Linked DNA regions of Homo sapiens: region 2 is linked to region 1. Evidence: read pairs that join two places in POLR2A ChIA-PET (ENCODE). Cell type or tissue: A673. All regions are shown on one strand. Links, peaks and the distances in the headings refer to the core of each region. The heading gives the core; the rest is flanking DNA.

The links. ChIA-PET counts read pairs that join two places held together with the same protein. Peaks named below come from ENCODE experiments on the same cell type or tissue, not always from the same donor. Only the 100,000 strongest peaks of a DNase experiment are listed, where the experiment ranks them.
Region 2: POLR2A ChIA-PET joins it to region 1 with 8 read pairs; 2 of 35 experiments call an interaction of 5 or more read pairs at or near these places.

What each region holds. Positions count from the first base shown.
Region 1 is chr16:51,122,228-51,137,201 of GRCh38, forward strand. LOC105371253 reads right to left here and starts at 13,664. Exons shown (of 2, transcript XM_017023963.3): 1 at 12,949-13,664; 2 at 11,521-12,578. The coding sequence starts at 12,994. The coding sequence ends at 11,974. SALL1 (spalt like transcription factor 1) reads right to left here. Exons shown (of 3, transcript NM_002968.3): 3 at 13,755-14,974. The coding sequence ends at 14,885. In A673, for the core only: no CTCF peak of the experiment used is centred there; no DNase peak of the experiment used is centred there; H3K27me3 peaks cover 1,669 bases.
Region 2 is chr16:51,550,106-51,565,079 of GRCh38, forward strand. No RefSeq gene overlaps it. Among named protein-coding and RNA genes, the nearest start is that of HNRNPA1L3, 88 kb to the right of the region's middle. In A673, for the core only: a CTCF peak has its summit at 7,139; a DNase peak (open chromatin) is centred at 7,096; H3K27ac peaks cover 1,424 bases.

The sequences.
Region 1 (14,974 bases), core at 7,898-12,897:
TTTGGGAGGCTGAGCTGGTAGGATCACTTGAGCCTGGGAGGTCGAGGCTGCAGTGAGCTGAGCTATGATTGCACCACTGTATTCCAGCCTGGGTGACAGAACAAGACCCTGTCTCAAAAAAAAAAAAAAAAAAAAAAAAAAAAAGATACAGAGAGTCACCAGGAAACTGGGAAGATTTGGGGATAGTTTTCCAGGTTTGATTTTTTTAAGTTCAAATATACAGAGCGAGCATGGCACATTCAGAGAAGAGGAGAAAGGCCATCAAAGCTGGAGATTTTCAAGAAAAGCTGGAGGCCAGGTTGGGAAGATGGCAGGACCCTGACTGCCTGGTCCTGATGCCACCAAGCTCAGGTCTACCCACATAGGGAGGTGGCAGCAGCAAATCAGAATCTTTGGGGCCAAAGCCCTGGAATTTGCATTTTACAACAAGCTTCCAAGGTGATATTGATGCACTGGAAATTTTGAGGGCCATAGCTCCAGAGTATTCCCTCACTCAAACGTTGTTGGGGTGGCTGGAACAGAGATGATGAGTGAACTAACTGTGTGGTCCACATGCCTGCAGCAACAGCAGCAGCAGCCCCTGGGAGCCTGTCAAAATGCAGAATTTCAGGCCCCTCCCCAGGTCTACCGGATTAGAATCTGCGTTTCAACAATAACATTCTATGTCATTTAAATATACATGAAAATCTGAGCAGCACTGATTCAGACCAGCATGATGTATCGTAACAAAGCTTTGACAGAGAAGAAAATGGAAGCTGTGTGATTTTTAGTGATAAATGATCAGAGAGTAACAAAATACCTGATCATACTGTGATTTTTGCTTTGGAATTAGGAGGCCACAGGTTATACCTATGTTAGCCTTTCTGGCTGAACTGTAGGGCCTGAATTGAAACCTTGAAATCTGAACTTATTGGCTCTAGAAAGATTCTTTCAAGTGGGCATTAGACCTTGAAATTTATTTTACCATTTATATATATATATATTTTTTTTTGAGACGGAGTTTCACTCTTGTTACCCAGGCTGGCGTGCAATGGTGCGATCTCGGCTCACCGCAACCTCAGTCTCCCGGGTTCAAGTGATTCTCCTGCCTCAGCCTCCCGAGTAGCTGGGATTACAGGCATGTGCCACCATGTTGGGCTAATTTTGTATTTTTAGTAGAGACAGGGTTTCTCCATGTTGGTCAGGCTGGTCTTGAACTCCTGATCTCAGGTGATCTGCCTGCCTCGGCCTCCCAAAGTGCTGGGATTACAGGCGTGAGCCACTGTGCCCAGCCCATTTAGATTATTTTTAAAAGACAGGGAATGTTCTTCATTAATGCAACTAAGCATACACATTTACTATGTTGTATAGTATTTCATATTTTAAAAAACAGAAATGCAAACACTGCGGAATCAGTAGAGACTTCTTTCACTAACCTTTAACAATCATGAATCTCACTCATTGCCCTTTTCCTCTTCCCCACGATACTTTGCAACACTTTACACGTCTCCTTGGCGTGGTCATCTATGTGATCTTCCTTGACTCTGTAAAATGTCTCTCTCTTTTTCTCTAATTAACATGGACTTTTTTTTTTTTTTAATTGCAACAGCTTTTGGTAATTTTAGGACAGGTCTTGCTTCTTTTCTTTCAGTGGTCAGAAAAAGACCACGTTTATCCAAGCCCTGTGCCTATGCTATAGCTCTCTAATCAAGAAATGTTTCTTTCAACTGACCACGGCTCCTAACTTTATCTCTTTGTCCTTTGAAGCCGATAGCTATTATTTCTAACGACCATCACTAATTCAAGAATAAACACTCTGTTTTCTCCCAAATTGCTACATTCTGTTAAAGGGAACTAGAATTAAAATCCCAATTTCTATCAGCACTCTATTTTATGAAAGGGTACTAAAGTAGGATGCCACAAGGCTTGAGAGCAGAAGCAAAGCGTGACTTCTCTGTGCTCCCTGAGTGGCCCCTTCTCCCACTGTGACGGTCAAGTCCACCTACTTACGGGTGTTCTCAGATTGACTCTACGTGGTGAATGAGGACTCAAAGATAAGGACTGCTACCTTTCTTTTTTCTTTTTCTTTGTTTGTTTGGGGGCATGGACGGCTACTGTTTTTTTTTTTTCCCCTGTATCATCATAAAGACATTTATTCTGGAAAAGATTTGATCTTTGCCCCTTATCTGGCTGGAAGTAATTTAGACAAGAAGGGGACCTTGCCTGGGGAGGAACAATCTCCCCCAGAACCACGATGGGGGCTGTTTTTTCAGGTTTCAGATGCAGCCTGTGACTGTCTTGGTTACGCTCTTGTGAAAAGGATCCTTCCTGCATCTAGAACTTCTACAGCAGTAGGGCTTTCTGGTCCTCCAGACTTCCAGAAGCAGAAGCCTCAGGAAATGAGGCCACTTATTTAGCTTGTTCATGGCCATTGGTTGTTTGGTCTATGTCTCACCGCATTGGCTGTTGCCTTGCTCTGTGCCCCAATAATACAGAATGTAAATATCTCTACAGCAGTTATTGCGGTTACGAGGATCTGTTATTCCACTTGGGCAATGCAATAGCTTTTAGAAAAGGATCTGCCTAAAGCCACGTAAATTACTCGTCCAGACATTTCACAAGAGTATAAGCAACCTGAGGGCAGACACTTATTTTGCTTTGGGCACTGATGAACCTCAGCACCTAGAACAGTGCCCAGTGCAGAGTAGATGCTCATTAACCATTTGCTGAGTAAATGAATGAAATCCACCTGGTCAGTCAGGCACATTCCCAGGGCCTGAGAAGGACTTCCTGGGCCCCTGTCCCTTTCTGTGGCTTCGCTTTAGTGTTCTGTGTGTCTAGAACACTTCACTGCGCTCTGTGAGCTCGCACAGTGATCACCACTGCTTTGTGAGCACCAGAGGGCAATCCTGGTGCTTACCAAACTGCCTGGCACTTAGGAGGTGTTTAACAGTTTACTATTTGATGAGGGAAGGAAGCAGGAGAGGGCAGAGGGAAGGTGGGAGGGAGGGTCTGGGTAAGTGGTTAATTAGAGATTGTTCTCTTTAGCTAACTCAGTCCCTTCTGGGGTAAGCTAACCTTTTTAGCTTTTGTTGTGACCAGGCCTGAGTTGAAACTTCAGACACAAATGAAGTACAGCCTTGTGGCCAGAGAGCAAATACAACTTTCAAAATAGTGAGTGTTGGCCAGGCGCAGTGGCTTATGCCTGTAATCCCAGGAATTTGAGAGGCTATGTGGGGAGAGCTTGAGTCTAGGAGTTCAAGACCAGCCTGGGAAACACAGCCTGTCTCTTCAAAAAAATTTTTTAAAAATTAGCAGAGCATAGTGGTGCATGCCTGTAGTACTAGCTAATCAGGAGGCTGAGGTGGGAGGATGGCTTAAGCCTAGGGGTTGAAGTTGCAGTGAGCTATGACTGTGCCACTGCACTCCAGCCTAGGCAACTGAGAAAGATCCTACCTCAAAAAAAAAAAAAAAAAAATAGTGGGTGTTTCCTTGGAAAGAGCACTGGGCTCACAGGGAAACATCCTGAATTTAAATAGCTCCCTATCATGTACTATCAAACCTCAGAGTTCACAGTAAATCCTCTAGACCCCCATTTCCTCACCTGAGAAGAGGGAATGGTGGTGCCATCTGCTCTGCACTGTACAGTTAATAAAAACAGAATGTGAAAGTCCCTTTAAAGCACAAAGCCTCAGCATGCAAAGGATCATCAGCAAAACTCCCTCTCCCGCTGTCAGGGTCAGCTTCCAGCCCTTGGGTTCTTTTTCTCCCTTTCTCTGTCTAGCATCTCCCACAAGAAATTCTGCAGGAAATCCAGGGTCCTGTCTGAACCCAAAGGTTGGCTTCCGGGTGGAGCCCTTCTCTTGAAATTACCTGTAGGCTGTGCATGGCCTTCTTTGGTATCTTTGTCTCTTTACCTTGAAGGTGTCTGAGTTGGGGCCATTCCACCGCAACCTGCCCCTGCTGGACTCATCTGTGGTTGCACTCATCATGAAAGCAAAGTCTTTCTGTCTCTCGGCCTTCCTTTCCTCCCTTGCAAGAAGTCAAACCTGACAGAGGTCGGCAGGCGGGTGGATGAGTGAGATGGCTGGGTGGGAATGAAAAAAAGGTGGAGAGCACATTTGTTCCCTCCAAAGGGGATGGTCATGCCTTTGTGCCAGCCCATTGTTGAAATGTGGGAAGGCAAGAACACTAGATCATCTGACATTCAAAAAAAAATCTGGAAATCTGAACTTTTATAGGAGACCTCCTGACTTTTAAACATTGGCAACACTTACAAATTTGTTAACTATGCTGCCTGAGCCAACTAAAACACATCTGTGAGCCCAGCGCAGTCTGTGAGTCTCCAATTTGTGACCTGGGGGCTCTGGGCACCTTTTTAGCTCTGAGAGCCATGGTCTTTCTGAACTGTGAACTCTGCTAAAAAATAAAAATAAAAATAAAATACCCAAAGCTCTTTTCATACTTCCTTTTCTTCTTAGGTCCTCATTGTGCCTCACCTGAGCTATTGTGACAGCTTCTCTCTAACCTGGTAGGAATCTGATTTGGAAATAGGGTCTTTGCAGATATAATCAAGATAAGATGAAGTCCGTGGAGTAGACATTAATTCAGTATGGCTGATGTCTTTCTAAGAAGAGAAGAGACACAGAGACAGGTACAGACACAGAGGGAGATGAGGTGGAGATTGTCATGCGATGGTGAAGGCAGAGACTGGAGTGGTGCGTCTACAAGTCAAGGAGTGCCAAGGACTGCCAGTGACACCAGAAGCTAAAAGAAAGGCATGGAACAGATTCTGCCCTTCAGGCATCAGAGAGAACACTGCTCTGCCAGCACCTTGATTTCAGACTCCTCGCTTCCCAACAGTGAGAGAATACATTTCTATTGCTTTATTTGTTACAGCAGCCCTAGGAAACCAACACATTGGCCAATCAGGGGATGAGCGCCTAGAAAAGAAAGAAGCTCACCCTACCCATCTTCTCACCCCTTCTCACTTCTCCGATAGCATATCCAGACTACGAAAACCTGACCTTCCTCTCAGATTTCCTGTTTCCCAAAATTTTAACAATTTCTCTAAACATTTCCTTGATTTTCCAGGAATTTTCAAATCTAGCTTTGTGCGAACAAGAAAACATGAATTGCATTGATCCTCTTCACATAGAGACAAAAAAATGCCAGCTGCCCGTGCCTGCAAACTACTTCTTCACAGCAATAACTCAGATGCAACTTTTCCTCCTTGGTGAAAGATAGCATGACTTGCAGTCTGTGAGAAGGAAAAGGAAAAACAGTTGATTTGTTTTCCCATGAGAGGGAAAAAGAAGGAGGGGATACAAGCTCACACACTATCAGGTGGATGGATCATTTCCTCCACTGAAAAGATACACAAATAATTTGATCTCTAAGCATTAGCAAGGTCTTTGTAGGGTACGTAGTGAGGATCACATGCATGAAGAATCCATTGCTCGCTGAAAGAAGATCTTGGAATGAGTGCGTGGATCCACAATTCATGTAGATGGCTGCTATTTCTGTCTGCACTGCATGCTGAGCATGAGGGACTCTGGGTAGGAGAGCTCTTCTGGGAGAAGGAGGAGTTTAGAGAGCAAATCTCTTGCCTGTAGATCGCTAAGAATTCTTCTTCTGGAGACCTATATATAAAGTAGAGAAAGTTAAGAACATCAGAGTGGGGAAGGTGCAGGGTGAGGTTTCTTTCTTTTATAATTCCAGACCTGGGGTTTAGTTAGGGAGGGACCGTTAGCAGGTTTCTCAGGGAGACTTGAGATAGGGCAAAATAGCAGCATAGTGATGAAGAACCGGCATGTGTGCTCTGTAGCCAGGAGGTCTGGGTTCACATTCTTGTTGCTTACCAGGTGTGTGACCTTAGACATTTCACTTAACCTCTCTGCGCCTTAGTTTCCTTATCCATAGAATGGGGTCAATGATAACACCTACCTCTTGTCATAGTTACAGGGATTAAATGAGTTAATTCAAATAAAGCATCTAAAGCCATGTCTGACACGGTTATCATTGCATACATCTTACTGTCATTACTAAATACATCTTATTGAAATGGTTAACTGTGCCCCGGTGATGCTAAGTAAGGAATCGCTCCCAAGCTGGTGGCTTAAAACAAGCACCGTTTATTCCTACAGAACCGTGGGTAGGCTCTGTGTGGCTGGGTTCACTCTGGTACATCTAGGTTGGGGTTGGCTGGGGTTGGCTGGGGATAGCTCCGCTCCACAGGGCTTCCACTCTTTTCCTGAGAGCAGCCGGCACGTGCTTCTCATGTCACGTGCTTCTCAGAGGTGCAAGGGCACAAGTAGAAACATGCAGGCTTCTTGAGGCCTGGCTCAGAACTGGCACACCATAGCATCGACCTCACTCTCCTGACCAAAGCAAGCCACATAGTCAAACCCAAAGAGGCAGGGAAGTGGGGAGGGACTGTAAGTTACCTGGCAAAGGGCATGGATCGAAGAGGCTGAAGAGCTGATGCCGATAAAGGAACTACTAGGGTGGGTTTTTTTTTTTTAAATTATTATTTAAACAGGAAGTATTGAATTGAGAACCAAGAATGAGTTAGTGTATCTTATCTTCAACTCATAAGTTGACCTTGGGCAAGTCACTTCTGCTCCCAGATTGAGAGGGATAATTCTAAATGACTCAGGCCTCAACTCAGACCAACCTCTATATAGCCAAAGAAGTTCCTCCCTGGCCACTCTTAGCTCTGGACATTTAGGTAAATAAGTGTGTGTGTGTGTGTGTGTGTGTGTGTGCGCGCGCGTGTGTGTGTTAGAGTTGGAATCTTATCTTTGTTGAAGTCCTCAGACAACCTCCCTATCAGAGCAGCATTTCTACAAGGACTCTTCTAGGAATGACTTCTTAGGACTTTATACTATTAGGCTATGCTAAACCCCACAGTTAATACACAGTGACTAAGGGTGCCTAGAAATGGCAGGATTTGGGAGGGATGTTATCTTAGTTACCCAAGACTGGGCCCAATTACCAATGGGGGAGGGATCTTAAAGAGACAGTGCCGCTTGCTGCAGTCATTAAGCTTTCCTGCTCAAGGTTTTTCTTTCCCCTTCTGCACTCATGCGTGTGTTTAAGGAGAAATCCCCTTGACGACGAAATGCTATTAAAATCCTCCAAGTGGAAGCAGCCTACGAGGGGAGAACACACACAAGCCAGCACCAGGAGCCAGCGCTGGCCTCTTTCCTCGCAGAAGCAGCAGCTAGAAAACTCTGCACAGTGGATGAGTGATGGCAGAGACTCTGGAATCCACTTCGTCTTCATGTGTCTTCATCCCTGCTCTCTTGATCCTCAAAAACCTGAGTGTCAGTCCTCTCTCTGAGGACCCTGGTTCTGTGTTTCAGCTGAGAAACAGAGAGGATAACCATATCTTTTAGAGTCTTTGTCAATAGCTTTCAAACATTTTTAAACGAAGAATTATGTGTAATTAATATTACTGTAGCTTTTATTCTTTAAATGATAATAATTGTATGGGGTACATAGTGATGTTTTGATACATATAATGTATAGCGATCAGAATGGGGTAATTAGCATATCCATCATTTGAAATATTTATCATTTCTTTATGTTTCAAACTTTTTTTTAAAAATTTTTTTGGCACAGAGTCTTGCTCTGTTACCCAGGCTGGAGTGCAGTGGTACAATCTCGGCCCACTGCAACTTCTGTCTCCCAGGCTCAATGGATCCTCCCACCTCAGCTTCCTGAGTAGTTGAGGCTACAGGCACATGCCACCACACCTGGCTAATTATTGTAGTTTTTGTAGAGACAGGGTTTCACCATGTTGTCCAGGCTGGTCTCAAACTCAGACTCCTGGATTCAGGCAATCTGCCCACATTGGCCTCCCAAAGTGCTGGGATTACAGGGCACGAGCCACTGCACCTGGCCCATTTCAAAGTTGTTTTTTTTTTTTTTTTTTTGAGATGGGTCTTGCTCTGTTGCTCAGGCTGGAATGCAATGGCACAATCTCGGCTCACTGCAACCTCTGCCTCCCAGGTTCAAGCCATTCTCCTGCCTCAGCCTCCCGAGTATATGAGATTACAGGCGCGCGCCACCACGCCTGGCTAATTTTTGTATTTTTAGTAGAGACAAAGTTTTACCACATTGGCCAGGCTGGTCTCGAACTCCTGACCTCAGGTGATCCTCCCTCCTCGGCCTCCCAAAGTGCTGGGATTACAAGCCTGAGACACCATGCCCGACTCAAACTTTTTTGATGTCAACTCACGCTAAGAACGGCACCATGCCCAGTGCACACATATATATAACTGAAATAAAAGCTTCACAAGACACCACTTACCCTTACTACATGTGGTATACTCTGATATTTTCTGTTCTATTACATTAAAAAAAATAGTCCTGGCGATTATATATTCTGATTTCATAATGCACCAGTGGGTCACATCCTGCAGTTTGGAAAACTCTAGGCCGGGTCTAAGGTATGTATTGACAGATATGGGCAGTGAGATGGGGTTTAAATAAAACTCTGTAAGACTTACAGACCTCATGCTTGTCTGAAACAAGAGACAGATGGTTAGAAGAGAACCCAGAAAGGGTGTCGATGAGTGAAGCCGTGGGATTTGTTCAGATTACTTTGAATTTGGGGAACGTCACCAGTGTAAAACCATTCTGCACTATAAGGGTTTCTCTGGCACAGGATTAGAAAGACTATTGGAGATAAATGAATTTAATGTTTCCCATTCCTTTTGAAATAAATATACTTAAGTTTTAAAAGGGGAGTCAGCTTAAATTATTAAATAAGTAAAAGTAAAGATGGGATTCCACTAATGTAGTTATAAACATGGCAAGAGTTTGAAGGAAGCTACTGGAGCCTATTGATGGAAGTCTAACCTCTCATGGTACAGTTTGGGGAATGGTACCATTGATCAGGCAATGATTGCCAAATGCCCAAAGTTGGCATTCAGGCTAGTGATAGCTCCAGGTCTCCTGGTGTCCAAATGTTCCTTCTCTGCTCTCAGGGCCTTAGTTTTGTCATCTGTTAAGTGGATTGTTACGATGACAAGCAAGATGAGACATGGAGAATTCCAAATTCTGAATACAGAAGCAGGTCTGCAGGCTGATTAGTATAGTTATGTTTTGTCTGGCCCTAATCTCAGGAGTGGGGTCTACCATGTTTACATGTTTACCCTTGTTTCCAGGTGACTTCCAGGACCTCATCCTGAATGTAGTTGGGATGAGAAGATGATGTGACCTCCTGGTCTCCAGGCATCCATGACCTAACAGACTGCACTGTGTCAGGATTCAGCTATGCCTGGTGCAGCTGGACTAGGTCCCACTCTGGGTCTTATAAGGAAGGATCGACTTGTGTGTGGCCTCCAATGCAGTTTCACTTGTCTTCAAAGCCCTCCGCAGAATGTAAGTAAAAATCTGATCCTGGAATTGCCCTTGGCGAGGTGAGCAGCCAGGGGCCACACACAGAAAACAGTCTGTTCCTGGTGGCGTTCGGAAAGGCCAGTCACACTTGCCACCCCCGTTGTCATCGTCCCTAGCTTCAGAAAGCACTGGAGCCAGGTTGACATGCGGCCGATGAGTCTTTGTTCAACTTGAGCTCAGATGGACACAGAAACATGAGAGGAGCCAAGTCCTATGTTTAAACAGTTAAGAGGAAGCCAGGCTCAGTAAGGAACTACAACCCGGGATTTAGCCTGGTCCAATTTTCCTTCTCTGGGATTTCCTGTCCTTTTTTGTAGATGTTTCTATCTATCGAATGTTCCCTGGTCATTGGTTGAAGGCCATCAAGTCGGCGGTGAAAGTCTTACCCAGTACTTACACAGTACTTCAGCTTAGCTGCGAAAATATCAATGAGCTGCCGAACTGTGTGGACCCCAAGCCAGGCTGATGGGACACACGTGCCAGGCCTCTGTCCATCTGCCCTTCACGGTGGAAAAAGAGCCCAAACTTTAAGACTGGGCTTAAACAAAGCATCCACACAAAGAAGTCCAGCCTGCTACCCCAACAACTGCCAGGGGGGCAGGCCACATTGGGGTTGGTGGGGGACAGAAAACCGGTGGGTCTTTAAGGAATGCAAAAGAAGGGAACCCCAAAGGCCCCCTGCAATGTCCTCAGACTGCAGTTAAAATTTAACAAATTTTTAATGTAAATCATCTGGCATACTCAATTGCATGGGGTACACGGGATGGGTGGGGGTGAGGGGTGGCAGCAGGGAGGGAACAATGGCTAGGATTAGATAATTTACTTAGTGCTAAAATTCCAGGAAGTTTGTGTTGATCTGGGCCTGGATCTTGTTACTTTTTAGCTCAAATCTAAATCTTTATCTTCCTCTAAGAGTTGAGAGGACATTTATTACGTCGTCATTTTTACAGTTGTAATTTTTACTCCCTTTCATCAAATAGAGCTGGTTAGATTAGCAGCTCTTAGCACTGAGATGAAAATATTGGTAGGGCCCAATGGGTCCTGTTTTGTTTATTCTAACAGAGCAGGCTTTGATCTAGACATATTTCCTGGGGTCTGGACGAGATGACCTAATTCCTGTCTTATCCGTCTCTACTTTTCTGTGAATCTCAGATTGCGCTTTACTGTGGAGCCCTTTGAAATTCACTTTATACTTTTTTCCACTTTGTTACCCACTCTGACATTTGTTTCATTTGGGATGGAGTGTGTAACTCCTAGCAAATAATCCATTGCTTTATTTTTCTAACAGGACTGCTAAGTTTTAACAGAGTAGGAGCTTTTTTTTTTTTTTTTGCTCTCTCATTCTTGACATTCACGACATGCCAAAAACAATAAGCAAATAATCTACTGCTAGAAATTTATGTCAACTGCAAATCATTAAGAATTTTCTGTTTGAAGACATTTTTTTCTTGTAATTAAAAAAAAAAAATGCCCTCCCTCCACTCCCTAAAAAGCCATTTGAATAGACCTGGCCTGTGAAGATTGGGATGTAAAAACTCAAAGCGCAAAGCCAGCTTCAGGTATCTCCAGCTGATCTGCAGGACCCCTCCCTTACGCTACCCACCCTTCCCCAACCCAGACCGGGGGTGGGGGTGGGGGGGGAGGGAGGGAGGGAGGGGTCATCTCGAGCAGCTTGGGTTTGTCATTGGTTCTCTCTCTCTTTTTTTCCCCTCCCCAGGTCCCTGTCAATCACCAAACTGCTCTTCCAAGTATATTTTCCAGGAAGAAGGAAGCCCGTGGCGGGGGGGTGGGTGGAAAAGGGAGGGTAGTGGAGATGACGGGAGAAGGAAGAAAGAAAAAGCACGACGGAATATAAGGAAGGAAAGATAGAGAGAATGAGAGAATGACAGCTACCCAGGCAGAGAGGAAGAACAGGAAACGCAGTTCCTGGGGAGGGGTGGGGGGAACAAAAACAACAAAAAACCTCGAATAAACTACAAATTCCTAACGTTTGTAAATTTTGAGTGATAGACACAAAGCGTTTCTTAAATTCTTCTCTGGGCTGTTCTGTATTTTTACAATTCCCCCCTTTTTAAAAAAAAAAGCTGGGGAAACTGTCACCAAAGTGAATATTTTTAGCTAAACAATTCTGTGAACTTAGTTGCAGCAACAATCCTTCCTTAATTCAGTGAATTCGGTTCTCGGTGATTTCAATACCACCACGAGGCACCTCTAGTGAGGCGTAGCGGGGCAAGGGTCGGGGAGTAGGTGAGGAGGGGGTGCGCGCCCGTCAGCTGCCTTCACCTCAACCCTGTTGCTTTGTAAATGTAAATCCAGTTCTGTTCTGCGGGCCGAGCCCAAAGGCTGAGTGTATTTTTCACACTGGGAGGAGAAGCAGGGCAGAGGGCGATTTCTTATTTTGGAAATGGATGGAAAGGGGAATGAATGGGCAGGTAATAATCAATAGATTAGAAAGATAGTCAATCAATAAATGGATAGGCAGGGACAAAAGGAGACACAGAGAGAGAAAAAGAGAGAGAGAGAGAGAGAGGAGGGGGTTGGAGAGAAAGAGACGGAGAGACAGAGAGACCCTCTGACCTTTTCCTAAACTCTTCTGATGGCTCCGGAAAGAGAAGTGACTTTTGCTCCCCTTAACTCACTTTCAGAAACCGCTGGAAGGTGGGAGGTTAGTGATGAGAGGGAAAGGGAACACAGCGCCCCCGCTCCCCTCTCCCCACTGCCTGCCTCTTGGAAATGGACGCGCAGCCCAAGGTGGTGCAGGGCGGTGACCTTCGCGCCCGGCCCGGAGTGCGGGAGCCCCGGGGACTTGGCGGCGGCGGCCATTGGAGAGCGGGGTCCAGCTGCTGGCAGACGCTCGGTGGAAAGTGTCGCGGCGCAGCCCCTGGACACCTTTGGAGAGGGCCGGCGAGGCGCCGGGCATGTGCGGCAGGGTGGCGCTGTCGAAGCCTGCCCCTCTCGGTGGGCGGCAGCCCCCCGGATCACTTCCCTCAGATGTCCCCAGGCCCTGTCCCTGGGCGTAAAGGGCGCGCAGCCCGGGGCAGCCCCTCCTCGCCACGCCCAGCGATGGGAAGTTGTGGACGTCGTCTGTGCAACGGAAACAGCTCCATCTGGCCCGCGCAGAACCAGAGTTCTGGCTGGAACTCCGGCCTTCAATCCGTGTCCCCACTCTTGGGGAAAAAATGTCACTCCTGGAGCGGAGGGGACGGGACAGGAGAGAGGAGAGCGAGAAATCTGTCCCTCTAAATGTTCGGGTGCCAAGCCTTCGGGGTGATTCTCAGCATCAATCACGACGTCGCGCAACCCTCTCCCCTGCCCCCCCCGCCGCCCTCTCTGGCTTTGGGGGCTCCCACCCCCTCCCCTGAACTCTCCCGGCCCAGGTCAGCGCCCACCTTCTGGAACGCCGGACCCGGACCCGGACCCGGACCCGGAGGCCGAGCAGGGGTTGAGGGCGCCCCCTCGGCACAGAGTCTAACGACAGGGTCGGGGGAGTGCGGACCCGAGTGGCCCGCGCCCTGGTGGAAACTTCTGCAGGAAGCGGCCCGACGCTTTCTACCTTACCTGGGCACAACCGCCGGATGCGCGGTTCACCAGCTCCCTGAAACATTAAAAAAAAAAAAAAAATCGGCGACCCCTCTGGACACAGCTTCCCTTCAGTCCGTTTGCTCACCTCAAAACAGTGCTCAGGAGGAAGAAAGCCTGTTCCCCCCTCCGCCCCAGAACAACAGGGAGAGGGGAAGAATCCATTTGAATTTGCTTGATGAAATATTCAAGCTGACTCTACATAACCTTTCTAATAGACTTTTTCTTTCAAATATGCATGTGCGTTTAAATGCCTAAAAGACCAATTAAATAAAGAACATGTTGACCTCTCTGGGTTGAGGCCCAGTTTAAGTCAGATTATATAACCCCGCAGCATCAGGAACTCCCCAGCAATGTGGCTCTCAGCTGCCTGAAAAAACGTGACTGCATTAAGTGAAATAAAACCAGAATAGTAAAAGTGAAATCTAAATCGGCATAAATATCTTGCTTAAAAGAAACTTACCTGTTGGGTTAAAACCTCCAACAACATCTTTTTATGTCATTTCGTTGTTTTGCTTTTCTTGGGGGTGGGGTGGGTAGCGAGTGGAGTCTATAAAATCCATTCCTAAATAAATCATAGATACTGGGAAAATATCTAGGGCCTCCAAATTTCAAAATAAAAGAAAACGCAGGCCCATGCAAAGCCGTTTGTTATGCCTTTTACAATTCCTCATTTAAAGAGGGATACACACTCACATACACAATTGACTGCTGCCTGGGGAAATGTTAAAACGCATTTGGGGCCTGGCTAAATGGAAATGCACTCTAAAAACACAGACACAGTATTTTGTTTTATCTGTTGCAAAAAAAATGTATTTGATTACTTGAGTAAAATTACAGTATCTCTGTTGTTAGTAAGTATTAAATGTTAAAGAAATTGGACCCCCCCTTTCCTTTCAACTTTCCAAGAAAGTGCATGTAACAGTCCAATTTTTTTCTTCCATACCTAAGACAAAATAAACAAACACTATACCTGCTCTCTTGATCAAGAAGAAGCATTTGCTCTTGTAAGGAACATATGTACATTTGAATGAAAGTGATATTTCTTATTGTATATACAAGAGCATCTACATTTTCTCCACTGAAGGTTGTTCAAGATGCTATACTTAGCAGCATTGTGAAATTCCAGCACACATTTTCTATCGTGAATATACCTACAAGGCAAAATGTTACGTCTCAGTTTCAACTACCAAAACAACGCTTGTTTTCTTTTTCTCTAAAGAATTCTGCGTGCTTATTACTGTACAGAAACTTATTAACATTGAAGACGACTCAAGTAAAAAGCACAATACAAATAGCAGTTCAAAATGGAAATGGTTAAATCGACAAAAAAAAAGGTTGAATTTTAGAATAAAAATTAAAAAACCAAACCTTTCAAAGAACCACACTGTTCAGTCTGTACTTTCAGTCCTTTCCTTAAATCTGTTTTGAAAGATTAGACAATGTGTTTGCTGATAAAATTTTCCAGCAGGATCAAAGTGTACATGTATATACAGACTTTATTAGAGATCTAATGCATCACTGAGGCATTGCATCAACACCAGATTCATATTAAACTGGATATAGAAAATAAGTTAATGCCAGATTACAACTGCCTAGCAGGGCAACTTGCAATTGCCATAAATGTTACAGCAAGTTTACAGCACTCTAGTCAATTAGTATTTAGTCCAAAATACAGAAGACCAAAGTTAACGCTTGCATTCTGTTTGCAAAGCAAGGTTATATCGCTAATAAATAAGCTTTCTTAGAACTCTAAAGTTGAACAAGGTACAAAAGAATGTCTTCATAATGTTGTAGTTCATAGATCTGGGGAACAGAAGGAAGGGGCGGGGCGGGGTGGGGGGCAAGGAGTAGGAGGCCACCATAGGTCGCATTCTGAACAGGAATGAATGCTATGTCTCCAGCCCGAGCTGCTTTAACTCGTGACGATCTCCTTGCTGTCCTCCACGAAGCGGGTGAAGCGGAAGTTGGTTCCGTTCTCACTGCTTGCCATTTTCTCCAGGCC
Region 2 (14,974 bases), core at 4,802-9,801, 420 kb after region 1:
TCTTGAAGACCATGTTTCCTGCCATGCCAAGAAAACCAGGCTGCAGACAGTGAAAATTAACAGAATAGGCAAAGAGAAATAGAAAGGTAAAACACAGAGAGATTCTGAATAGCATCCACTATTTGTTACTGTTATTGTTCCTAAAATTAGTCACCTTCCTTGACATTCCCCCAGCTTGAATGGTCAATCTTTCCTGGAATCCACGAGCCAGTATTTTCCCTTTTGTAGCTAAAGTGGTGTGAATAGCATTTCTGATACTTCCAACTGAAACAGCCCTGATGGATATAGGCAGAAGTAGAATGTGGACTGAAAAGGGATTCTGTGTCACAAAGCTATTTTCTTGAACCTCTGTGCCACCCATTAAAGAGATATAAAGAGAACACATTCTGTGTTTATTATTTATTTAGGACTGCAAACGCATTATCCTTGGAAGTTAAATAAATGGATAAGACACTTGCTGTCCATGAACTCATAGCTACAAATAATTAGAATTTTTATTCACTTCTGTACACTCAGCACCTGGCTCCAGGACTGGCACCTAGCAAGATTTCATAAGTATTTGTTGAATAAATAGATAGGATACCCAGGATTATGGAATGATAGCAAGGTGATGGGGGCATAGAAGAGGAAAATAAAATTCTACTAGGGTAGGAGAGTTGTAAATGGTTCAGGCAAAGTTCCCCAAAGAGGAGGATGTATTTGAACTGAGCCTTGAAGGATGTGTAGGTGTTTAGTAGGTAGAAAAGGAAACATGCAAGACGGAAGTTCAGACAGAGGGAAATATACATGTTATAGCCAGAGGCATAAAGTGCACGGCAAATTACAGAAACCAAAGTTCCAGGAGGCTGGCTGATGGTGTTAGAGAAGGCTGGGAGAAGGGGCTGGTGAGGTAGGCTGGGCTGAGTAATGCAAATAGAGAAGATTAAATATTTACATAAGCTCATTAGTGACAATGTGTGCATGTGACAAGTATGATTTAGTTTAAACCTCCAAGGTTTAAATACCCTAAGTGCAACTGTATCTTTTTTGAAATTCATTACATGACATTAATAGGCTCTTTCTCAGCTTCAGTAGTGATCATATTCATGATTTACTCCATCTCTCATCCCTGGGGTCAGGGACAGTCCATTCTGACCTCCATCCGTCCTCTCACACCTTCCTCAGGAACTAAACATTGGCCGCTAGAAAGCTCCCATTTTTTGTCCCATATAAAGGGAAGCAATTTTGCTTCTAAAGATTTAACAGGAGAATTCCCATTATTATGAGAATCAATAAAAAAAGGGATTCTGTGTCACAAAAGCTATTTTCTTGATTTTCTGTGTCACCCATTAAATGCAATTCTATAAGAATCCTTTTTTTTTTTTAAACAAAAAGAGGTTTAATTGGACTTACAGTTCCACATGGCTGGGAAGAATTCTTTAAGAACTTGTCAGGAGTCCTATAACATGGTAGGTATATCCTAGAAATATCTAAGCTCTCAAATTCCTCAAGGACAGAATCTCTTCTTCTAAAGACCTTACAGCCTTATTGAGGGGACAAGATCAATATCATTAAGTTTGATAGAATCACTTGCTTTTCCAAAATGTTTGTAAAATGTTTATAGATTACAAAGCACTTCTGTGTGTCTTCTTACATTTGACCTTATCTGTGCAGTGGATGGTAATTAATGATTATTATGATATATTAGGCAGTGGCTAAGGGCTCTGAAGAAAGGCAACACTGAATCCATACCCTAAATTTCAATTAGGCCGAGGAGGGCAGATCACGAGTTCAATTAGGTTAAGTTTTGCTGCAGTATCAAAGAACCCTGAGATCTCAGTGATTTAAGACAACAAAAGTTTATTTCTCATCTATGCCTATGTCCACTGAGGGGTGGTTAGGTGCTCTTCTTCTCACAGCCTTGTACCAGAATTCAGGATGATGGAGCAACCACCTTCTCACGTGTTGCTTTCAGAGGGGAAGACAGCTCTGGAGGGTCTCAAATCCGCAATTAAATGCTTTCTTTCAGAGGTAGCATACTACCCACTCACAACTCCTTGGTCAGAACCAGGTTCATGACCCCAGCAAAATACTACCAGGTGGACCACTTGCTGAAGATAAGCAAGTCATACTTTTTGCTATGAGGTTTCTAGTAGTTAATGCAAAGAGGTTTATCTTTATGCTGTCTGTATTTTTTTGGTGTCTATCAAACTTAAAAACAAAACATTGCTCAAGATAAGTAGATGAGTAGTTACTCCTGGGGCTGAACAAAATTTGAAACCTGCTGAAAACAGATTCCTGAACCTCACCCCCAGAAAGTTTGACTAATAAGACTAAACAGAGATAGTTCAAGTGGAACATACCAGGACAGATGAATTTATTATTGAAATATTAAAATACTTCTTTATTTGTTGGTAAATACCAAATGTCACAGTCCCTCTGACATTTGTCTACCCTCCAGTCCCACTAACTGTCCTGACCCCAACCCAGGACTCCTTGCAATTCTCCAGTGAATAAAAGAGTAATGTTTTGCTGAGTTGAGTGTTCTGAAGCCCCTTATTGCTGCAGGTGACATACTGCCTGATTCGTATGACTCCCCCCAGTTGTTGAATGTTTCATATATGACCTTTGATGGGGAGGGCTGGGAACCGGAATTATATCAAGTACCCCAGAAAATTCTGATTCAGAAGAATATTGGCCATCCTTTTAGAAACACTGATCACACAACCTGATGAGCCAACCATGATAGTGACTGTATCAGAAATTCCCTAATGGAAGTGTGCAGAGGATGCAACAAGACCACAGGAACAGGACCCAGGCTTCTGGCAATGGGGGACTGGCATTGTTGGGGAATCTTCCAAGGAGAGATAAAGTTAGCAACACCTTGAAAGCCACTCCAGAGCTCTCTAAGACCCAAAATAAGTAGAAGCCTTGGTTGACTTTCTCAGCTTAGCAAGAGATGCAAAATATCTATATATGCAACGTCCAGAGATTATGAAGCAGCTGCCTGCAGAATGAATACAAAATGGCAGCGTGGAGGAGGTATAGAGAGGGACTTCCTTCCAGCTGGTCCAGGAACAGAAAAGGACAATTTCCCCATTTCTGCATCTACCCAACATGCATCACATATGAGAATGTCAGAAGTGCATATTGGAGTACTGTGGGAATTAATGGAATTTGGAATGGTGTGGTGGATTAAAGAATTCCTTTTCAGAAATAGTTGCTCTCTCTCTCTTATACTTCCATGAGAGAAATATACTTCATTTTTGATCTTGGGTATGATCACCTGACTTGTATCTGCCAATGGAATCTTAGCAGACGGGATGTGGCAGGGACTTGAAATGTGTTTGTGTGCTTGGTTGTATAAGTGTACTCTGGTGTGTCCTCCATGACTATGAGAAAGACATGCCCAGACTAGCTCACTGACACCACAAGGAGGATGAGATCAGCTGCCTCATGGGCATGTGAACTAAGTAAGTGCCTATTGTTCTATGCCACTGAGATTTTGTGTTTGTGCGTTGTACAGCTACTGCTAACTACTGGGGAGGTTTATAACAAAATTGTGTCAAGGGCCAGAGAAGTCCACCCAAATGAGACTGAATTGTCTTTCCTATTTTGCTCCAAGGTAGCTGAGCTATTGGCCATGGTTCCAGGATATTCTCTTAAGAATAGAAGAAGGCCAAGCAAATAAAAGCCAAGGGATTTAAAGTCTACAGATAATCATAATATTGTATTTTCACAATTTATGGAGCACTATGGTGTACCAGGTTCGTGGTGTGTGCTTTAGATGGATTAGTTCATTAAATTAAAGTTCCTCTGTCAATCAGTCCCATGTCCGTATACTCTTTTCGGAAAAATTGTGGGGCCCACAGGGGGACCTGTATGCAGACTGCGCATTTTTTGGTTCCTGTCTAGACCATTCAACCCAAAACTGAAATAGCTGAACTGAACAAGGGGCTGAGCTTTAGGGAGTTGAAGTAGGGGAAAGGCAAGGCTGGGGAGCTTAAAAATAGTGGGAAAAACATTGCATAAGGCCTTGGAGATAAACAATGCAGTAGTTTCAGTGTCTCTTCCCATGACTCAAATCACGGGTCTTGGGAGTGTGTGATGCTTGTTTCTGGGTCATGAAAAGGTATTCACTTTCCAGTAAAAGGAAGGGTCCCACACCAAATAGCCTCTGGCGGTCTTATTAAAAGGCCACGGTGGGGTCAGCGTGGGACTCTATCAGTATCAGAAGAAGAATGTAATAGTGGCTGACATGCCCTGAGCTTTAATGTTGTGCAAGTCAGAGGAATAAATGCTTTGTATGAATTATCTGCCTTAACGCTCGGAAGCATGTGTCCAAACTCTCCCAATTGTACCCACAAGGAAACTGGGGTTTGGGGACGCTGAATCACTTCCCAAGTAAATAACTCAAAGGGCTGGAGTTAGGATTTAGAATCAGAATCTGTGATTTTCTAAATTTCATGCCATCATTAACAATTAATTATATATTGAGAAATGATGCATTTGAAGTCTAAAACTCAAAATTCAATTTCAATCATGTGCTTCTAAGGAATAAGGCAGGGGAAAGGTTAGACTCTCAGCAGAAAGTAAAGCTGCTGTTAGCCTCTTAGATTGTACATTTTACCTCATTTCAACTCACATTGAGAATCTCCAAGTCACTGGTGACTGGACAAAGTCTCACGTGAGCCAATTGTTTTAGGACAAGGCAAAAAAGTAGAGAAGCCTTTATGAGTTACATGAGCCCCCAGTTCCTACAGACTCCAGAGCTCCTGAGACATGAGGTATGGTGAGAGCTTTGAGGTGGCTCTGAGGCACAGGCTGGTGTGAAAACCCAACCTCCCCATTTTAGCAAGAGAGAAACTGAAGTCCGAGAGGGGAAGTGATTTTCCCAAGAGTCCGCAGTGAGAGAGCGGGAACCCCCACCCCGAACCCAGGTGGTCCCACACCCAGAGCAGTGCTCTTTCTCCTGTGTCATGCCCCCTTACCTTGTCAGGTCTGGGGTGTGACTCATGGGAGGAGCTGATTTGGGACTCTGCCATCCCAGGGCTCTTTCTCACAAATGTCACTTTCTGGTTTTGAGGAATGAAGGAAGAGTTCCAAAAAATTAAGTGTTTGTAAACTAGTGCACTTTGTATTGTTTCTTAAGTTGACCCCTCTTGGATTTCCTCTCTTGATATTTTTAAATTTTTTTTGGTCAGAAGAAGGGGTTTGCTTGCCACCTCCATCATGACAATATCAGAGCTAGAGCTAACGAGAACATTTAGGGGTGCATCAGCCTGAGAAAGTGAGAAAAAGGAATCCCTGATAGCCATAGCCATATGATTCTTGGTAGAGAAAATTATCAATATGTTCTTCCACATGTAAGCTTGGCTTTATTATCTTTGTGAGTGTGCACATGCGTGATGGTGCTAGAGTCCACCATTCATTGAACATGTGGTTTCTGAGTAGCTATAAGACATTGCAGGGATTTAAGAGATGGCAACGTCGTCCCATCCAACATGTCCATCAAGACTGGCTTCATCAAGGCTCTTTGCTTACAAGGAACAGAAATCTGCTCAGAACAGCTCAAGCATACCAGAGATATTTTTGAAAGGATGCAAGGATATCTCCCAGAAGGAGATATGAATGGGAATCAGGACTGGGCAAGTCAGGAACAGAAGTACTTCAGTGTTTCTCCTAGGGTGTTGTGGTGTCTCAATTTTGTTTCTCTCTATGAAATCTCTATGAATCTCCTTTTGTGGATTCAGTCAGTTTTCTCAATTGCAAATAAGAAATTCTAGCTGTACAGGAGGGGACAACGGTGTTCCCATTGTTTTTAATCCAGTCCAAACTGACTATATGTGGGTCACCTTCCACGTAAAGCAGTGAATGGTGTTTCTTGTAGCTTCTTTCACATTTTGACATTTCACAGGATTTTATTCTATGCTGCCTTCTACCCTTTGCAGGTGCTCAGGCAAGCTGCCCTTGCCATAGGAGAGAAAACTGGAGAGATTAGAATAACGGGTTGAGTGTGTTTCATTTCAGGAGAAAAGTTAATTTGACGATGAGCAGGTTATTTGGAAAGCAACAGCTTTGCAGATGGGAAGTCTTGTGACTACCCTCCTGTAATCTTAACACTTTTTTTTGATAGTGCGCTACGTGCCAGAAAAGACTAAGCATTTTCCACATGTCAGCTCATTTAATCTGCAGAAAAATCCAATGTAGCAGTGTAATTATGGCCTCCCATTTACAATCCAGGAACCTGAGGTACAGGGAGTTTAACCTAATTTGTCCAAAATAGAACTGGGATTTGAACCCGGGCAGTCTAGCTTCAGAGCCTGCATTCTTAACCACTATTCTAGTCAGTATCCTGTGATAGCATTAGTGCATTAACTATTTGCCTGGAATACAGTAGTACCTTGTGCATACAATATTATTTCATTAAATCTACACAAAAACCATGACTTGTAGTCAGAACCAACCTGCATGTGAAGAAACTGAAGCTCAGTGAGGTTAAATGGCTGGAATCAAGTCACGAAGTGAATAGTGACAGGCCAGGTATGTGGGCTCAAGTCTAGCTGGACATAGTCTGGGCTTCTGCCCCCAGCTTAATACTGAAAAACAGAGGCTAGAGTGTTAGCCTAGAAAATGCTAGGGAATAAATAGTTAAAAACAAAAAATGTTTTTAGGGCATTAAAAGAGGAAAGCAAAGATTAGTTTGAAGCAATTTTCTGTGTGGAGGAGAACTTAACGAAACAAAACCCTTCTTCTCCTCTTCGACCTATCCAAAGCAGATGCATCAGAGAGAAAATCTGGTAGATATTGAGCAACTTACAAGTTCCCAACAGCTGAAAAGGGTTCAGCTTCAAACTGATCATTGTCAGAAAAGCAAATACAAATTTGCCCCAGAGCAAAATAACTTTCAGAAAATCAGGAAGAGTAAATGGACAGTAAGTTATGAACATAAAACTCTTTGTACTCGGCCCAATTAACCCTAACCCAAGGCAACCCTGTGCCCCTAAGCTATTCATTTAAGGGTTTTACGATTTATAGGCAGCCTTACTCAGGGGAGGTCCCGCCTGGCTCTGATTTCAGTTTTCACGGCAGCACATGTGTAATCCTGCTGCGTCACAGCTCCATGACTCAGAAAATGCACGTTTCTCAGGATGGAAAGAGACCCGGGGAGTCCTCAGTGGGTGAGCTCTGCTTCCCTCCAAGTGGCAGGAGAGAGCCCTGTGGAAGAGTGTGCACTGAGACCTGCCAATTTCCACTCCGGGGATGAATAAGGGAGCTGGGGCTGCTCCACCCATGGCTCCCATTACACATTATATGCATATTTCAAAATATCACATGTACCCCATAAATATGTACAATGATTATGTGTCTGTATTTGGCAGTATGTTGTGAGTGTCAGACACAGTGATAAATTAAACCCAAAGTCACAACTGCTACCTTCAAAGAGTGGCAGTCTATTATTTGATTAGATAAGAGCACCTAAGACTGCTACACAGACACAGAGGCCAGGACAATGAGAGATGTGCATCTCCAGATCATTCTTTAGCCAAAGTGTCATTGTGGCCACAGAAGATGTGGCTGAGTGGAGGAGCAGAGAGAAAGGGTTCCTAAAGGCTAAGTAGAGGCCTGGAGATAGGATGGAGGCTGGAGAAGAATAGCTTGAGGAGCTTAGACCACATCAGATGCCTCATGCCTGCTCTGGTGGGGGCTGATGCTGAAAAGGCAGGTGTTAACCAGAACATAGGAAACTTTGAAATCAAAGCAGAAACATTCAGACCTGATGGGTTGGGCAAGAGGGAGTCGTGGTAGGCTCTTGAGAAAGAAAGAGAGTCAAGAGCTTTCAATTTTCATTTTACTCACAATGTTGTACTGTATAGGCTTATTTCTAGGTTTTGCCAATTGCGTCAAAGGGAAGAGATCAGTTCGCTGAGAGTGCTCACCTCTGTTGGAGGAGTAGAGGAGATGGGGAGGGGGGAGGATGAGGGTAGGGTGCTGGAAATCAGGGTGCTACTTGTAAGCTGTCATTGGAATCAAGTAAGGACGGGCAAGGACATCAGGCAGTGAGAAGGAGGCTTCAAAAGAAAATTGCCAGGTCGTGGGGAAAGCAGAGTGCCCAAGAGGACCATGTCTAGTTTTCTGGCTTAAGATTTAGAGAAATCTGACCCTCTGGTTTTAGTCTCCTGGAGCTTTGCCTGAATGCATTAAATAATCAAAATGGAAAAGAGAAAAAGAAAGAGGGGAGAAAAGAAAGAGTAGAGATGGAGAGAAGGGCAGAAGAGAGAGGGGTAAGAGTGGAGGAGAAGGGAGGGGAGGGGAAGGAAGAAGGCTGGCAGGAAAGAGACAGAAACATCACACCTGCAGACACCTCCCAGTCAGTAAATCAATCATGCAGAAACAAGCCACGCATAGAAGTGTGTGGAAGAAGATGGTCAAAAATGAACTCCATGTATCCCTCATTTCCCTGGGTCATCACCCAACACTCTAAAGTTCAGCAGAGACTATCCAATGACTACAAGGAAGAAAAGAAACCAGCCTGTGTGTCTGAGTCAAGAGCTTTCAATTTTCATTTTACGCACAATGTTGTGCCGTATAGGCTTATTTCTGAGTTTTTCCAATTGCATGCCTTCTGATATCTCAGGCCAGCAACTTGACTTCATATGCACATCTTCTTTCTGCTATCGGCTTATGCAAACATGATTGAAAAGCTGAGCGTGATGGTTAATTTTTATATTTCAATTTGACTGAGCCATGGGGTGCCCAGACATTTGGCCAAACATTATTGTGTGTGTCTGTGAGAGTGTTTCTGGATGAGACTGACATTTGAATCGGTAGACTGAGTAAAGCAGGTTGCCCTCCCCATTGTGGGCACATCTCATCCAGACAATTGAAAATCTGAATAGAACAAAAAAGTTGAGTAAGAGGGTACCCCTTCTGCCTGACTGCTTGAGCTGGAACTTGCGTCTTTTCCAGCTTTCAGACTCAGACTGAAATTTTGGCCCTTCTTGAATCTCAAGCTTGTCAGCTTTCAGAGTTTAGCTACATATCAGCTCTCTTGAGTCTCCGGTTTTCTGACTACAGATCTTGGAACTGATTTCTTCGCCTCCATAATAGAGTAAGCCGTGGATAGTCATAGGCTGCCTAATGAAGTTTTGGTTAATGATGTATTGCATGTACAATGGTGGTCTCATAAGATTATACGATTCTATCTTTACTGTACATTTTCCATGTTTAGATATGTTTAGACACACAAACACTTACCATTGTGTTATAACTGCCTACAGTATTCAGTACAGTCCCATGCTGTGACAGGTTCGTAGCCTGGGAGTAATAGGCCATACCATAGAGCCTAGGTGTGTCGTGGGCGACACCATCTAAGTGTGGGTGAGTGCACTCTAGGATGTTTGCACAGCCTCAAAATCACCTAATAATACATTTTTCAGAATGTATCCCCATTACTAAGTGACACATGACTGTATATACACAGTATTTCTTTTGGTTATGTTTCTTCTGAGAATTCTAATACACTCAGGGAGATCTCTCTAGAAAAGGGTCAGGGTAATGGTAACAATGGTGCTGAGATCCAAGAAGTATTTGAAATTAACAAATATAGGAAGCTTGGAAGGAAGACAGTCCCCAGCAGAGGCAATGGCCAAGGTAAAGTCTTCAAGAGTGGAGGGAGGCTGGTGGAGGGAGGGACTGACAGGTCAGTGTGGCCTGAGTGAGGAGTAGAAGGGGACACTGGCATGAGATTGGCTGGAGATTCTGCATGCACCAGGCCACTCCAGGCCTAGGGAGGCTGATCGTATAGTTTGTCATCTTCCCGGGACACATCTGAGGGAAGAAGGTGCTATGAAAACCAAAATAACACTTTGAAACCAGAACTATTCTGCACAAATTGAGGCCCTCCCTTTCAGGCCATTAAGAGTTTGTAATTTATTCTACAATCAATAAGGGATTCACTGAAGTGTTCTAAGAAGAATTGTCACATGACCCTATTTGCATTTTAAACTCACCGTGGCTGCCATGTGAGGAATGGATTGAAGAAGGCGAGAAAAGATAAGGGCAGACCAGTGGGGACTAAATCTATTTAAGATTGCAACAGTGAAAGCATGCCTGAGTTTCCAGCCTGCTGCTCTGAGAATTTTAGACTCAAAATTGTACCATCAACTCTTACCTGAGTTTCTAACCTGCTAGTCTGCCCTGTGGATTTCAGACTTGCCAGCCCCTACAGTCACATGAGCCGATTTCTTAAAATCTCTCTCTCTCTCTCTCTCTCTCTAAGTTTGAGTAAGTAGTGTATGTAGGTATGTATTTACTATGTATGTATGTATTGTGGAGGAGGGAAAATGGTTCCCTCTACCTTTCTAGGTTCCTTGGCTGAGCTACAACTTAAATGGACACAAGACAGATCAACAGGAGCAAAACCATATTTATTACATATGTGAGCACAGGAGTCCCGCAAATATATGAGACTCCAAGAGAGGCCAGATGATTGAAGCTTATTTAATATCCTGAGCTACAGAAAGGAATAGGGGTTTGGCTTCCGAGGGGTGGTAGAGACAAGTTTATGGAAGGGCAAGGGGAGGAAAAGTATAGTGAATAAAATTTGTCTTGTTATGCAGGTAAGTCTTTCAGGTAATAAAAGCTGTAATGGAGCTGCTCCTTCTGATACAGATACTAATGCATATTTTCCTTATAGATGTAAATTTCTTTTACCAAAAAAAACAACTTTTCAGAGCTACTCTTGCGTCTGAAGTTTTTCAGAATAACCAGCTCCAAATATGCAAAATAAATATATATTGGGGTGGCATATCTGGTCTCCTATAGTCATATTTGGGATAGTATGTCCTGAGCCCAAACATTATATACACACACACACACACACACACACACACACACAACCATATGTGTACATATCCATATTATATATAGTATGTGTGTTTTGTATATATTGCAAAAGTTATCAGTATCAAAATGGAGTCACTGATGTCAAACCCTAATAAAATGGAGAGACAGGAAGACCTGAAGGAAGGGGCCCCTCACACAAGCCTATGACGGGGATGACGCATGGAACTCCTTGAAACCTCAGTGTTTCAGGTAGGCCACTTACATGAAGAGACTTGGGTAGAAATGGCTGCTTTCACTAATTTATATATAAATATCTACCTATATAAATATATATTTATATGTAAATATATATGAGGTGAATATATAATTATATATGTATATATAATACACATATGTACATAATATGTTGGTGTATAATACATATGTATATATAATTATATATATTCATTCCTCATATATTACATATATAGAGAAATAAATGCAGATATATAATTATAATTCATATATAACTAATATATATAAGTATATATGAGTTAATTATATATATAATTACATATATAAATTATATATATGGTTACATATGTATTTATAATTATATATATATGGAGAGAGAGGAAGAGAGAGGGGAGAGAAAAAAAATACGTGTATGTCTCCCATTGGTCCTTTTTTTTCTTTTCTTTTTTTTTTTTTGAGACGGAGTCTTGCTCTGTCGCCCAGGCTGGAGTGCAGTGGTGCAATCTTGACTCACTGTAACCTCCACCTCCCTGATTCAAGGAATTCCCCTGCCTCATTCTCTTTAGTAGCTGGGATTACAGGCGCACACCACCACACCTGGCTAATTTTTTTTGTATTTTTAGTAGAGATGGATGTTGGCCCGACTGGTCACGAACCCCTTACCTCAGGCAATCCGCCCACTTCGGCCTCCCAAAGTGCTGGGATTACATGCGTGAGCCACTGTGCCTGGACTCATTGGTTCTTTTTTCTGGAGAACTCTGACTGACACAGATTTTGGTATGGTGGCACACAGAAAGAATGCCATGTGATGACTGCAGTCATGCTTTGTTGTTGTTGTTGTTGTTGTTGTTGCTTAGAAGCCAAAAAACTACCAGAAGGTAGGAGAGAAGCCTGGGACACATCCTCCCCTAGCTCTACTATCTTCAAAGAGAAGATAGCCCGGTCTACACCTTGATCATGGACTTCTGGCCTCCAGAACTTTAGACAGTACATTTCTATTATACTAAGACACCCAGTTTGTTTCACTTTGTTACAACAGCTCTAAGAAACAAATACAGATTTTGGTGCATTAGTGAGAACGCAGAGGGTTTGCAGAGGCTATGGAAAGAAAGGAGTGGATTTAAGTCAAATCTGGAGGGCTCAGGGAGGGCTTGGATATGGGAAGAAGGAGGGGGATGGGTTTTGACTTCCCCTGATCTGCTGCCTCTGAAACCCTGCCCCTTCCTCTGACCCCCATGCTAAACTGCACATGTATCCTGGGAATTCTGTCTCAAGCAGTATTCTTGATCTCATTCTCTGCTCAAAGTGCTACAGTTACTATGTGGGGCTGCATGCAGATATTTGAGAACATAGGATATTTGGTCCTAATGTAGACATGGCCACAGGGGACCTGGGTCTCTGTCCTGGCGTTTCCATGTGCTGGCAGTCAGGTCCCCTTGGAAGCTCTTGGAGAAAAATGGAATAAGTCTTCTCCAGTAATTGCAATAGTTCTGCTGCTGAGACAGTCAGTAAATTATTTTCCACATTCTCTGCTGAGAACTACAACAAAACCCACATGAACATTTTTTTTTGGATATAATCATATAATAGACCAGCTAACATTTGGTTAGCGGTTGTCATATTCAGAAGACTGTGTTTCACACTTTGCAAAAATTTAACCCTCATGGCTAACTATGTAGTGAGTTCACAAATTACTCTCATTTTGGAAGTAAATAAGTAGAGATTCCACGAGTCCTGTTGAGGTGATCAGGTTTACCATGCTGAGACGTGGTGGATCTAGGGCTGGTACCCAGGTCTGAGGCAGAGCAAGCAGTCTTAATCATCTTTCTGTCTTCTGTCTTTATCCCTCTCTCTCTTCTACACACCCACATGCACATGTGCACACACACACACACACACACTCACACACATGCATGAACCGTCACAGATAAACCCAAAGGAAGTGGTTCTGCCATTGTGATTTCCAGCATTTCCAAGCTGGTGTGATTCTGAATGCCTCTTGTTAGACTAAGCTGACTCTAGAATAGTTTTATTATCTTAATGTTCTGCTGTTCGGTACAAAAGATGCTGTTAAAGACAGAACTTACTCTTTTCCCCTCTGCCAACCCTAGGTTTGAACCACTGTGTGCTTTTCGTGGGTCCTTTCTCCTCTGGGAAATCACCTAGTTGGACTTCCTGGGTTGGTTTTTTCACCTCTCATTCTCCACCACTGAGAGCTGACTTTTTTCCCACCGGGATAGAGTTTCATCATACTCTTTAGCATTTTCATCAGGTTTGTTGGTAGTCCTGATCACCACCATACTGGGATACAGATGACAAAAGTTTAATTGTTTGAAACTTATATACCCACCCCCATACTCTTTTTACAACTCTGGCTCAAGGTGGACAACTGTCCAAGGTAGATCAACTAGTTGTTTGCTATTCTTCTGTCTTCTTTGCTGTCACCTTCTGTGGTTTGTTTGAAAGTCAATGTCCCCAGCCCCAGGGAAGACTTGTGAGGGACATAATCAATCTGAGTGGGGGTTTTCCAACCCTAGCACTAATTTGGCCTAGGTAATTCTTTGTTGCAGGAGACTACCCTATGCATTGTAAGATGTTTAGAAGCATCCCTGGCTTCTACCCACTATACATGCATAGCGGCAGCCTAAGTATGGACAATCAAAAATGTCGCTGGGAGGCAAACTCACCCCTAGCTGAGAAGCACTGATCTAAGCTGGTACAACCTCATTTTGTTTACCTTTTGCCCTTAGAGTTGGTCATGAAAGCTTTAATAAAATATTTTACCTAATGTAAAAAAAGGAGAACTTCTAAACACATGGCTCCTTTTTTCCTACCTTGAATGTAAACAGGAGATGCTTAGAACTGTGACAAAATATAATAATCAACTATATTTTGACCTCCAAACTTAGGGAAGCAGGGACAACATACAGGAGGAAGGTCAAGTAGAACCTGGACCATTGATGACATTATAGAACCACTATATCAAACCTGGAACCAGCAACCTCACCTTGTTATATAAGAAAATTTAGTGGCGCAAATGATCTGGAATACTCAAAGTAATTTTAAGAAAGGAGAACAAACTTGGGGGACTCACATTACCCAATTTTAAGACTTTTCATAAAACTATAGTAACCAAGAAAGTGAGAAAGGATTGTTCAATAGATTATTGATACAGAATAGAAAGTCTGGAAACAGATCCACACAAATAGACTTGACTGAGTTTTGACAAAAAGGCAAAGGCAATTCAATAGAGAAAGAATGTTTTTCTTTAACAAATGGGTCTGGAACAATTGAATATTCAAATATGAAATAATATTAGTTATAATAATGACAATAATAATCAACATTGACCTATACCTCAAGATATATACAAAAATTAACTCAAAATTGATCATCATCGACCTAAATGTAAAACATAAAATTATACAACTGCTAGAAGACAACATATGAGAAAAGTTGGGTAATCTTGGCTTATGCAAAAAATGTTGAGATATGACATCGAATGCATGACACATAAGAGAAACAACCCAACATCCTTCAGCTAGAAAATGATTAGACAATATGCGATTAATCCATTCAGTAGAATATTACTCAGCAATGAAAAGGAACAAACTTGATTAACATAACGTAGATACATCTTAAATGCATTTTGCTAAGAGAAAGAAGCTAGATCATCCCAGGGCTACTTATCGTATGATTCAATTTAATGACATTCTGGAAAAGGCAAAACCATGGAAGCTGAAAAGAGATGAGTGATAGCCAAGGGTGGTGGGATGGGGAGATGGGTTTGAGTACATAGGCAACAGCACGAGGGTGATGGAAATGATCTGTAAGTGATGAATGCACAATTCTACGCATTTGTCAACACTCATAGAACTGTAGACTACAAAAAAATGAATCTTACTTTATATAA